Regions from separate parts of the Mus musculus genome. Here region 1 is linked to region 2. A link is a loop called in an ENCODE intact Hi-C map of the cell type or tissue named here. Cell type or tissue: heart. All regions are shown on one strand.

The links. A loop is a pair of places that touch in the nucleus more often than their neighbours do. Peaks named below come from ENCODE experiments on the same cell type or tissue, not always from the same donor. Only the 100,000 strongest peaks of a DNase experiment are listed, where the experiment ranks them.
Region 1: it touches region 2 in a loop (4-fold over the local background); 7 of 42 quality-filtered maps call a loop at or near these places.

Annotation. Positions count from the first base shown.
Region 1 is chr1:51,778,449-51,783,448 of GRCm38, reverse strand. It overlaps Myo1b (myosin IB), which reads left to right. Exons shown (of 31, transcript NM_001161817.2): 15 at 1,417-1,479; 16 at 3,688-3,888; 17 at 4,902-5,000. Among named protein-coding and RNA genes, the nearest start is that of Myo1b, 140 kb to the left of the region's middle. In heart, no CTCF peak of the experiment used is centred here; a DNase peak (open chromatin) is centred at 2,858.
Region 2 is chr1:51,913,907-51,918,906 of GRCm38, reverse strand. Myo1b (myosin IB) reads left to right here and starts at 2,929. Exons shown (of 31, transcript NM_001161817.2): 1 at 2,929-3,146. It overlaps Gm33795 (a long non-coding RNA gene), which reads right to left and starts at 2,745. Exons shown (of 3, transcript XR_001778914.2): 1 at 2,403-2,745; 2 at 1,984-2,166; 3 at 1-1,909. In heart, a CTCF peak has its summit at 2,811 (motif pointing right); DNase peaks (open chromatin) are centred at 2,956 and 3,756; H3K4me3 peaks cover 2,506 bases; H3K27ac peaks cover 1,789 bases.

The DNA.
Region 1 (5,000 bases), 140 kb after region 2:
CAGAGGATAACTTGTGAGAGTCAGCTGTTTCTACAGTGTGGGTTCCAGGGATTGATTTCAGCCTGAGCCATCTTAACAGTCCACTAGATTCCATTTTAAAGACAAAATTAGCAGTGTATCCCAAATGAACTTGAAACTCAAGATAATCCTGTCTCAGCCTAAGATGAATAGTTAGATAGACAGACAGATAATTAAAGGTTACTTCATCATAAGTATGAGAAAATAATTTTGGATTTGAAATTTAAGTTCACGTTTCACGTTAGGTAGGTAGGTAGGTAGGTAGGTAGGTAGGTAGGTAGGTAGGTAGATAGATAGATAGATAGATAGATAGATAGATAGATAGATAGATAGATAGATAGATAGAAGTGCACGTTAATACATGTGAATGCTCAGATACTTGTTTTTAGACAGGAATCTCACTATGTAGCCGAAGATATTCCAAATACAGGATCCATCTGCCTTACTCTTTGAGGGCCATTGTTACAGGCATGCATGCACTACGGTGTGTATTTTTCTAAGATAATTGCTAGCCCCCCAGTGGCTTAGTAAAACAACCCATTAAACCAACTGTTAACATTTCTTTTTGTTTGTTTTAGAATGGCCATTTTACTTCAGAAAAGTTGTGTGCTTTTCTGGCAACTTTCTGGTAATATAAATACCCTAAAAATCAAGAACCATTCTCTTCCTGTCTTCTCATCTTACAGACACTGCCAGGAGTTAACATATGGCTAACTTGAAATACTTCTGAGAGAATATAAGCAGATTCCTCACTTATTATATGAATTACATTTCTTCTCCTAAGAAAACTAGTGTCTGTGCCTAGAGATGGAGGTTAGGCAGACAGAGAAGGAAGGCAGTCCACCTCACTGGTTAGTGTTAGACGCTCTGTGGGTAGGTTTCCCATGGTGTGCTCTGTGGAGGTACACACTGTCTCCCCACATTGGGCTGTTTTTACACATGAAATAGTTAACTGAGTTAGAACTTAGTATTAATTCTAAAATTACTTTTGCCTCGTGATGACAAAAACTCTAGACCTTAGTTGCTGGGATCAAGTTCTGCCTTATTTCCTTATAAACATCATAAGTATATACAGAGCAATATTGACCCAAGGGCCTGTTGAGTAAATATTTGGCTTAGAGCCCATGAAGTGCATGGGAAACAGTGACAGATGGGAGAGTGGAATGGGAAGCAGCCTTGGGGCAGGTCAAGGGCAATTGCTTCAGTCGGTTCATGTCAGTGGTGGGCTGCTGTGTTGAGGAAGCTTTCGGAACTGGAAGATGATGTTGACAGCTCTGGTTCTGTAAAGAGAGAGCTTCGGATTGAGAGTGAAATGGTGGGGGTGCAGGGCGCAGTTCGTTTTCAGGTGGCACTGCAGCATTGCTCTATGGATTTGATTTTGTTCGGTTTTGTTTTTAGGACATAGAATGGACTCACATTGACTACTTCAACAATGCTATCATTTGTGACCTAATAGAAAATGTGAGTACTTCGGTATTAAAGGGATTTTTAGTAGTATAATTAACCTTGTACAAATGATCTCACTGCCTTTTTACACTAAGCATCCCTATTTTACACTTGTCTCTGTGTGATGGGAACTACTCTGTTTGAAGACTTTATGGTCATCTTATGTACTCATTCTCCACTCTGAGTGAAGGCATGGACAGCTTTTATTATGGTACTTAGCCAGGACGCCCTGATATTGTTACCCTGTCACAGCCCTTTTAGGACCTCTTGGCCACCAGCGTTTGTGTACTGTGTGTGCTGACCAGAGCAGACACTTAGAGGTTTAACATATCAATGTGCCCATTTCATGCCTATAGTCCAGTGCTACTGTACCATTGAGTTTAAGGTAGAAAGAGGGAAGAGGGACAAACCTGAGCTAGATTAGCAGGTCATTTCTGGCCTTGATTTAATTCAGAGAATGTGTATGAGAGGATGCTGTGCATGTGGCCAAGAACCTGGAATTTTTCAGAGTGTGTATGAGTTTGAAAAGTATAAAAATGGGGAAAATTACTGGGCAATTTTTAGGAAGCTGTTTGATTGTAAGTTTTTGGTTTGGGGCCATGGTATAGTTTCTTGTAGTGAGTTACCTGTCGGAAGCCACATTTATGTGGAAACAGGAAACCCCTTTGCTCGCCGTAGGGTTGGTTGCTTGTACTTCTGACCTTAATGTAGTCTTTTCAAACAGTGAGCATGCTTATTTCTCCTGCCAGGAGATGTGTGCTGTGTTTCCAGAATACTCTCTTGCTCCTGAGTGTTGAACAAACTTGCTGTGCTCAGATCAGCTCTTGTGGAAATTACATGATTGGCCAGTGTTTTCCCATCAATATGCAAGATACTCTCAAAAACATGAACTTTGACTTAGTTGAGCATGGAAAGCAGTAAATAATCCAAATCATCACTCCTTACTGATAGAAAATAAACTTTGTTTTGGAAACTTTGGCCAGCATTAGGAGGGGAATGTTGTCAATCTACATAAAGAATTCCGAGCTCTTGCCTCAAATCCAGAAATCATACATTTCCTGAAGTTTTTTTTTTTTTTTTTTCCCAAGCAAATGTTGTTACCTGAGGACTCTGCTGTGGAGGTTTTCCTTTCCTGATGAGACGTTTCTCTCACAAACAGCAGGCGCTTGATTGTTTCTCTTAAAGGAGAGAAATGCAGTGCACGTAAATGTACCCACTTACCTCACAGAAAATCCCTTGTACCAATGATTGAAGAAACTTGTGTTCATGGAAGAACCCAGAGCTCAAAGGAAGTGCTTCCTTCCAGCACCAGTGAACAACAATGTCTATTCTGGGGATGTAGTGAACATACTTGAGAGCCTGCTCTTCCCTTGGGTTTTGTGTGGAATGAGTAAATGCTGGTCAGAGGAGATCATAGCCTCCTGAGGGCAGGGCCTTTGCCTTGCTGGAAGTGGGAGGGGTTAAGGGTCAGTGGCTTGGATTGTTTCTGGAATTGCAACTTAGGGGCCTTGGGGACAGTCACAGGAAGAGCACTGCCTTTGTTAGCAAAGTAGAAGATTCCTGATTTCTGGTTCAGTCTAGGGCTGGCCTTTCTTGAAATAAATATGATCACAGAGTCTGAGCACACAAGTAAAGTTTCACTCATATTTAATACTCAGTTAGATATTTTCTGTTGAACAAGAGTTTTATTCTAAAATGGTTTTGAACCGCACTTGATTGCACGATCGTGAGAACAACATCCTAAAACACAAGACTACTCCCGTCCCCCAGAAACCCAGCTTTACTCTGAATCTGTGAACCATGAGACCAATGTATTTCCTAAGCCGTGAAGCAAATAGAAGACAAGAGATGGAGCCAGAATTAGTAGCTTGACGTAGACACCATTCTACCATGTTGGCTTCTGACTCCGATTGGGTTTTGGATTTGAGGCCACGCACACTTTTCTGACTGTGTGAACTTCCTTTGTACTGAGGGTGAGGTGACTCTGGGTCCTATCTGTTGGGGACGGAGACACAAAGGGCAGATACTCCAACCCCAACACATCTGGGTCACTCTGGAAAGGAGCTGCCTTCTGGGGCCTTTGTGATTCTGTTTTCTGTTACAGCTGAACAGAATCTTACATGTAATTACGTCAGTTGTGTTTGATGTTATGACTAGGACTAATTATTAGAGCAGCATAGCAAAGAAGGAAGCAGAGAAACACCTTTATTTCTTTCCTCCCAGAACACAAATGGAATCTTGGCCATGCTGGATGAAGAGTGCCTGAGACCCGGCACTGTTACAGATGAGACCTTCCTGGAAAAGCTGAACCAAGTCTGTGCCACCCACCAGCACTTTGAGAGCAGGATGAGCAAGTGTTCCCGCTTTCTCAACGACACAACCCTGCCCCACAGCTGCTTCAGAATCCAGCATTATGCTGGCAAGGTACCCCACGATGTTGTCCCCAGGGCTCCTGTGCCTCCTGGGAGAGGGTGTGCTGAGCACAGCTTCTGTAGGAGACTAGTGAGAGCAGCCAGTGCTCACTGGCAATTGAGCCTGGACCACGGTGAGCTACGTCTTGTTAACACAAGAAGATGGAAAACAAACCAGCGGTCTTAATGAACACTACAAAGTGTCTTTATGTCATTTTATTATTTTTAGCTCTTAAGCTGTTCTATCAAATAATACAGATAAAGGGTTGGTAAATTGTGCCAGACGAAAGGCCTACTGTAAGGTTTTAAAAGCACAAAACATTTAGCAAAAATCAAGAATTCTTCAGTTGAAATTTTGAGAGAAACTGGGGGAAATACCTAGTTAAAAATTCTTTTCCTCTGTATTTGAGGAAGTTGATCTCAATAAAACAGTTTGAATAGTAGGCTAATTTTTCTTTGAAAGGATTATTGATTGGAGTAATGCTACCTTTATAAATATGAATGGAAGCTTCACAGGAGAATTCCTTAGTTATGCATTTATTGAAAATGAGATAATCTTGGATTGCCTTTGATTTCAGGACACCTTTTGCTTTGCTTCATTGGCCCATAGTATTAAAAGCTATATTCCTGCTCTGTTTCTCTGTTGCTTAGGATGTCTGAAAATGCCCATGTTATCTGTTTTCGAACCCTTTCTACTTTGAAGCAGACTAGACTGGCATGTGAGCCAAAAAAAAAAAAAAATTTTCAGACATATACCCATACCAAAAACCATCTAACATTTTAAAAAGTGTTATGTTAGCATTTTTGGAGTTTATTCTTACAAATGCTGAAGGACATTTTAGACCTTATTTTTATTCCTTTTGCATCTTCAAGAGATGGAACTCAAAGCTGGAAGCAAACTTAGTATCAGTGTGTGACAAGTGTACCGGGGTTTCTGATGTTGGAGTCTGGGTGTTGTCATTGTTTGACACTGTCCTGTGCCTTGAGCCAGCAGTGAGTCCCATGTGCGGTCACTATCACTCACAGGTGCTCTACCAGGTGGAAGGATTTGTTGACAAGAACAATGACCTTCTGTACCGGGACCTGTCTCAAGCCATGTGGAAGGCCGGCCACTCCCTCATCAAG
Region 2 (5,000 bases):
CGGTTCTGTCACTTTTCTTTCGAACTCCTTGAAAAACATTTTATGCTATTAAAAAAAAAACTTTACTTATTCATTACTGTTATTGTTGGGGGAGGCACTGGAGTTCCAGGGGTCACTTGGGGAGTTTGGAGACAACTTTCTGGGGTCCTGTCTCTCCTTCAGTTTAGTTAGGTTCCAAGAGTTGAGCTTAGGTTAGCAGACCTGCCAGAGTGCTTTACCCACTGAACCATCTCCCTGGCTCCTAAAAATGTTTTTAAAGAGAAGAAATCCTACAGGCATGAACACTTTCATTCTCTGCTTGACACAGCTTGGCAATTCTCCACTGTTGTGGGAGCCTGCGCTCTGGTCTGTTGGGTGAAGCTCAGGCCCTAGATGCCTTTACTCCTGGGACTTGCTAATTTATGTTTTCCACCTTGAACTCTTACCAATAGTCTTTCTTTATACATTCTATTTCCTCCAAAAAGACCAAAGAGAAAGTTTGGGGGGGGGGAAGACTTTGTAGTTGGTGGATTTATCAACTTTTGACAACTGTTAGGACAGCTTTAATCTTTTCTTAAAATCTCTTGATTGATTGGCTTTTAAGAAGTACAATCAGGAAGGTAAAGTGATTTCAAACCCTTATGTTATAGTCTGTCTTCAGAAAGCTTGGGGTTTATGAAAACTAGGCTAATAGTGTTTTTAAAAATAATTGTGACATGCTCTGGGGCTGATCTTTGCAAGGTTTTCTAGTAGTTTCTTGGTTAATTTTCTCAGTCTTTATTAGATGAAGCCAACAGTTCCTAGTACTTTTTTTTTAAAGAACTACATAAAAGCAGGAAGTAAGCTTCAGTTTTCCCTGCTACAAGAGATCAGAAGTATTCTAGCCTAGCTAGGTTCCCATCTCTCCTTAGGGCAGGCATCCTTAAGACTTCCTCTTATTGCTCCAAATAGAGCACTGAGCATTGCCTTAACTCTTCACCGAAATCTGGCAATCAAAAGTTTTTAGTCTGGGAATTCACCTGAGTTGGTAGAGTGCCTGCTGAGCACATGTAAAGGCCTGGACTTATTTTCAGCACTGCATGGAACAGGGGGTCTGCATGCAGTCCTAAGCACTCGAGGTGAGCACAGGCAAAGGAGATGTGTTCAATCATCATAGGCTACAGTAAGTTTGAAGCCAGTCTATGATACACAGACTCCTGACTCAAAAGTTTCCTGTCCCTACTCTGCAAGCCACTGACTTATAGTTTATGAACCTGTCATTGTATTTTGAAGAAGATAGATTGGCCAGGAGGGTTCAGAGGTCCTGTTGCTGCCCAGTTGCTATAAGCAGATGGAACCAAAGATCTGGCACATATTAAAACATGTTGCCATGTAGTAGGTCTATATTTTGTTTCTCTGGAAGCTGAGAGCGGTGTCTTTACTGTACTAAGTTATCAAGGTCTAGGGTAGCTTGTTTGGTCAGCTGTGGTGGAGGCAATCATTTATGCTACCACTAGGCCAAGTCACCAATGACAAACCCTCCTTCACTTCATGTTTCTGGAGACTGACTTGAGTTAGCTGGGGTTTCACTCTAGGTCTTACTTCATGTAGTATAAGGTGACTGTGACTAAGTCAACTTTAAGGCTCACACAGCCACATGGCTGGGACAGTGAGCAGATGCGGGCACTCTTAGTCTGGAATATATGGCTATACCTGGCTTCTGTGTGCTCCCTCACAGTGAGAGAGAGAGAGAGAGAGAGAGAGAGAAAGAGAGAGAGAGAGAGAGAGAGAGAGAGAGAGAGAGAGAGAGCTGGGTTGGTCATACCACCAACTGTATCCCATTTGTTAGAATTCAGTCCAGCCTGTATTCAAGAGGAGGGCAATCAAATGGCACTCCTCAATGAGAGGTGTACCAAAGAATTTGTGGAGGTTCTCCATAGTTGTATATAAGCTGGAAGGAAGAAAAAAAAGCTCTCAGACTTTGTTTGTCCTGGCCTCAAAAACAAAAATTGAAAAGTAACTTACCTCACAGGTTTTTGTGAAGATTAAATAAAATTGTATCCACTACTCAAAATATGTTAGCTTAAACCATTACCATGCCGACTGAAGACCTAACTGATGCTGGTTCCGTCAATGATGCTAGAATTCCCAGCAGGTCAGTTTGTAGAGGAGGGTCTTGGTAGCCTCTGAGAAGTCCTGGGGCCTGTGCTGGAGGGACAGAGTGACTATATAAGGTTGGAAATCTTTGGTTCGCCTCCTTTCAGTGACAGTATCCAGATATAGGTCAGTGCACTTAAACCTGGCCCCATTTATGGCAATTTATTTCATTATAGGATAAAGTCGTCAGATTCATGAGTAATAATTACTGTGTCTGCCGCGCTTTTAACACCCCAGCCATGTAATCCTCACCTCACCCCATGAGTAAGTTTGATGAACACCCTTACCTCTTCCAGGAACAAGCCAGACCCAGGGTCATGTGGCTTGTCCCGAATCCCAGCGTGGTGAAGACACCTGGAGTGAGAAGCTGGGAGTCCTGAGTCTTCAGACCCTCTACCATGGCCAAGTGATTGCCAGTCATTGCTCAGTACCTAATGGTATATTCAATATGTATGTCAGTGACAGAGACAATAAAAGCCTCACATGGCAGGCCATTTTCTCTTCCATTAAATTGTCATTTTGTGATATTTTTGGGCACCCAAACTTGGACCTAGGAGGGTAGGCAATGTGGAGAAGAATATTCTCTCTGCTGAGGTTCGCGCCCAGGCTCTTGCAGCTGTTCGGCTCTGCATCTCTGGTCTGCAGTTCGCGGATCATGCAGTGGCCAAGGTGAAGGGCCAGTGCGCTTTCCTGGGTGTCCCCGCCCGCCGGGTGCTCACCGGGGGGCGCTGTGCGGCCTGCGCGCCTGGGTGAACCGCGGCCAGGGAGCGAGGGGCGCGTCCGGGCGGTGAGGTCGCCGCCCCCGCCGGGAGAGGGGAGTGGCCGCGCCGCCGCCGCGCCTCTAGCCAGCGCACTCGGAGCCCAGCCGGCGGACGCGGTGTGGGTGCACTGAACGCACGGTCGGCTGAGCGGCGCGGGATCCCCGGCAGCAACTGTGGCACAAGCCCCGCATCGGATCTGACCCGCGTTCCCCAGGCGGCGGCCAGCGAGCAGCACGCGGAGACGGAGTGGCCGAGCGGTTGCCGGGCGAGGTACGCTGCACTCCCCCGTGCCGGCTCCCTTCCCGCCCGTGCCTTTGTGCGCGCGGCCCCAGGCTCAGCCGCAGCCTGCAATCCCGGGTCATCAGCTCCCGGGGCGCTCCTGTGGGGCGCGGAGGCACTCCACCGTGAACCCACGCGCGCTCGAGGTCGTCGAGGGTGATCGCGGCCCCGTGTGGCTTCGGGGGCGGCAGGAGAGGGAAGGGGCTTACAAACTAAGTTGTTCTCTCACTTTGTGTTATTGGCTTCCTACCTACGGGCACTGGGGAACCCTGCTTCCCGCGGGCCCACTCGCATCCCCCTCCATCCCTCTGGCCCACTGGAGTTTCCCGGCCCCAGGTTCTATGGAAGGACAAGCTTATGGCTTCCTGTGGGAAGGAGAAGCGGAGGTGGAGGCGGAGGTGGAACAATGGGGCGTCCTGGGGAGTGGGGTTCAGGTGCGGTGTGCCCCGGCCGCGGCGCACCCGGAGGGGCGACCGGACCCGATGGATCGCCCTGCGAGTGCAGCTGCGCTCCGCTCCTTTGTTCCGCCACAGCGGAGGGGGCTGCCCCGGGTCCCGTTTCCTGCCCGGGATGGGATTGATTCACAGTCCCAGAGAGGCAAGGGGAAGGGGGCGGGGCTCGAATGGAAACCAGACTGGGAACGGGAGCCCTGCAGGGCGCTGGGCTGGGTGGAGCTCTGGGGAGGGGGTAATGAGAGTGCGTTGGAGTTAATTACAAACACAACCTTCTGTCTAAAGGCCTGTGGAGTTTATTTGCGGTGCTTTGTTCATACTACGGCCTAGCACTAATTGGTGCAGCAAGTTCTGTTCTTTCTTGAAGTTCTAGGCTCTGGCTATGGGAGTTTGCTGAAGGCAGATCTTGTTATTTATAACGGACGAAGAGGGCTTCTTTTGTTTTGTTTGTTTTGTTTTGAAATATTTTTCACAATGAATCAGGATATATGTGTGCATGTGTATCTGTGGATTTTATTGTGGCTCGGATAGGCTAACAAACTAAACCCCAAAGCGGGCGTGGTGGTGCACGCCTTTAATCCCAGCACTTGGGAGGCAGAGGCAGGCGGATTTCTGAGCTCAAGGCCAGCCTGGTCTACAAAGTGAGTTCCAGGACAGCCAGGGCTATACAGAGAAACCCTGTCTAAGAAGAAAACAAACAAACAAACAAACAAACAACCAAAACCAAACCAAAAACCAAAAAACTTTTTGAGACATGGTTTATTCCCTGGTTGACCTGAAACTCAGAGATACTGCCTGCTTTTGCCCTCTGAGAGCTGAGACTAAAGGTGTGCACTACCACACCCTGTTAGGTGTGTATAGAACCATTTTTGACAAAAAATAGTTTTCTCCGTTATCATACAGTTCAGTTAGGATGCTTTTCCAAGAACATTTGGGGCCTGGGAAGCACCAGGAAATCAGATTGCTAAATAAATGAGTAAGATGATGCAAGATTCTTTTTCATTGGTCCCAGAAGAAAGAAAAGACCCACCCGACACTCATTGTGGGTTTGTGTACTGGAGTCATGACTTCAAGTGTTCTGGGCTTTCCTGTGAGCCTACGGGAGTAAGAGAGAGAACCCTGCCTGACAGTGAATCTCTCTCTCTCACTGTTTTTAGGAGTAACATTGGGTGTTTGTTAAAGTGACCCAGTCCTAGATTGGAATCAAGAGTTCCAGAAGGATAAATTGACTTTGGGAGTGGGAGCAAACCTGGGGGAATCAAGCTATGGGTGTTTCTGAACAAGGTTTTCCAAGCAGAACTGGGGGTGGGGTGGGGAGGGGAGGCTGACATTTCCAGGTTCATAGTTAAGCCTGTGGGACTCTGATGGAAGAGACCCAAAGTCCAATGCAGGT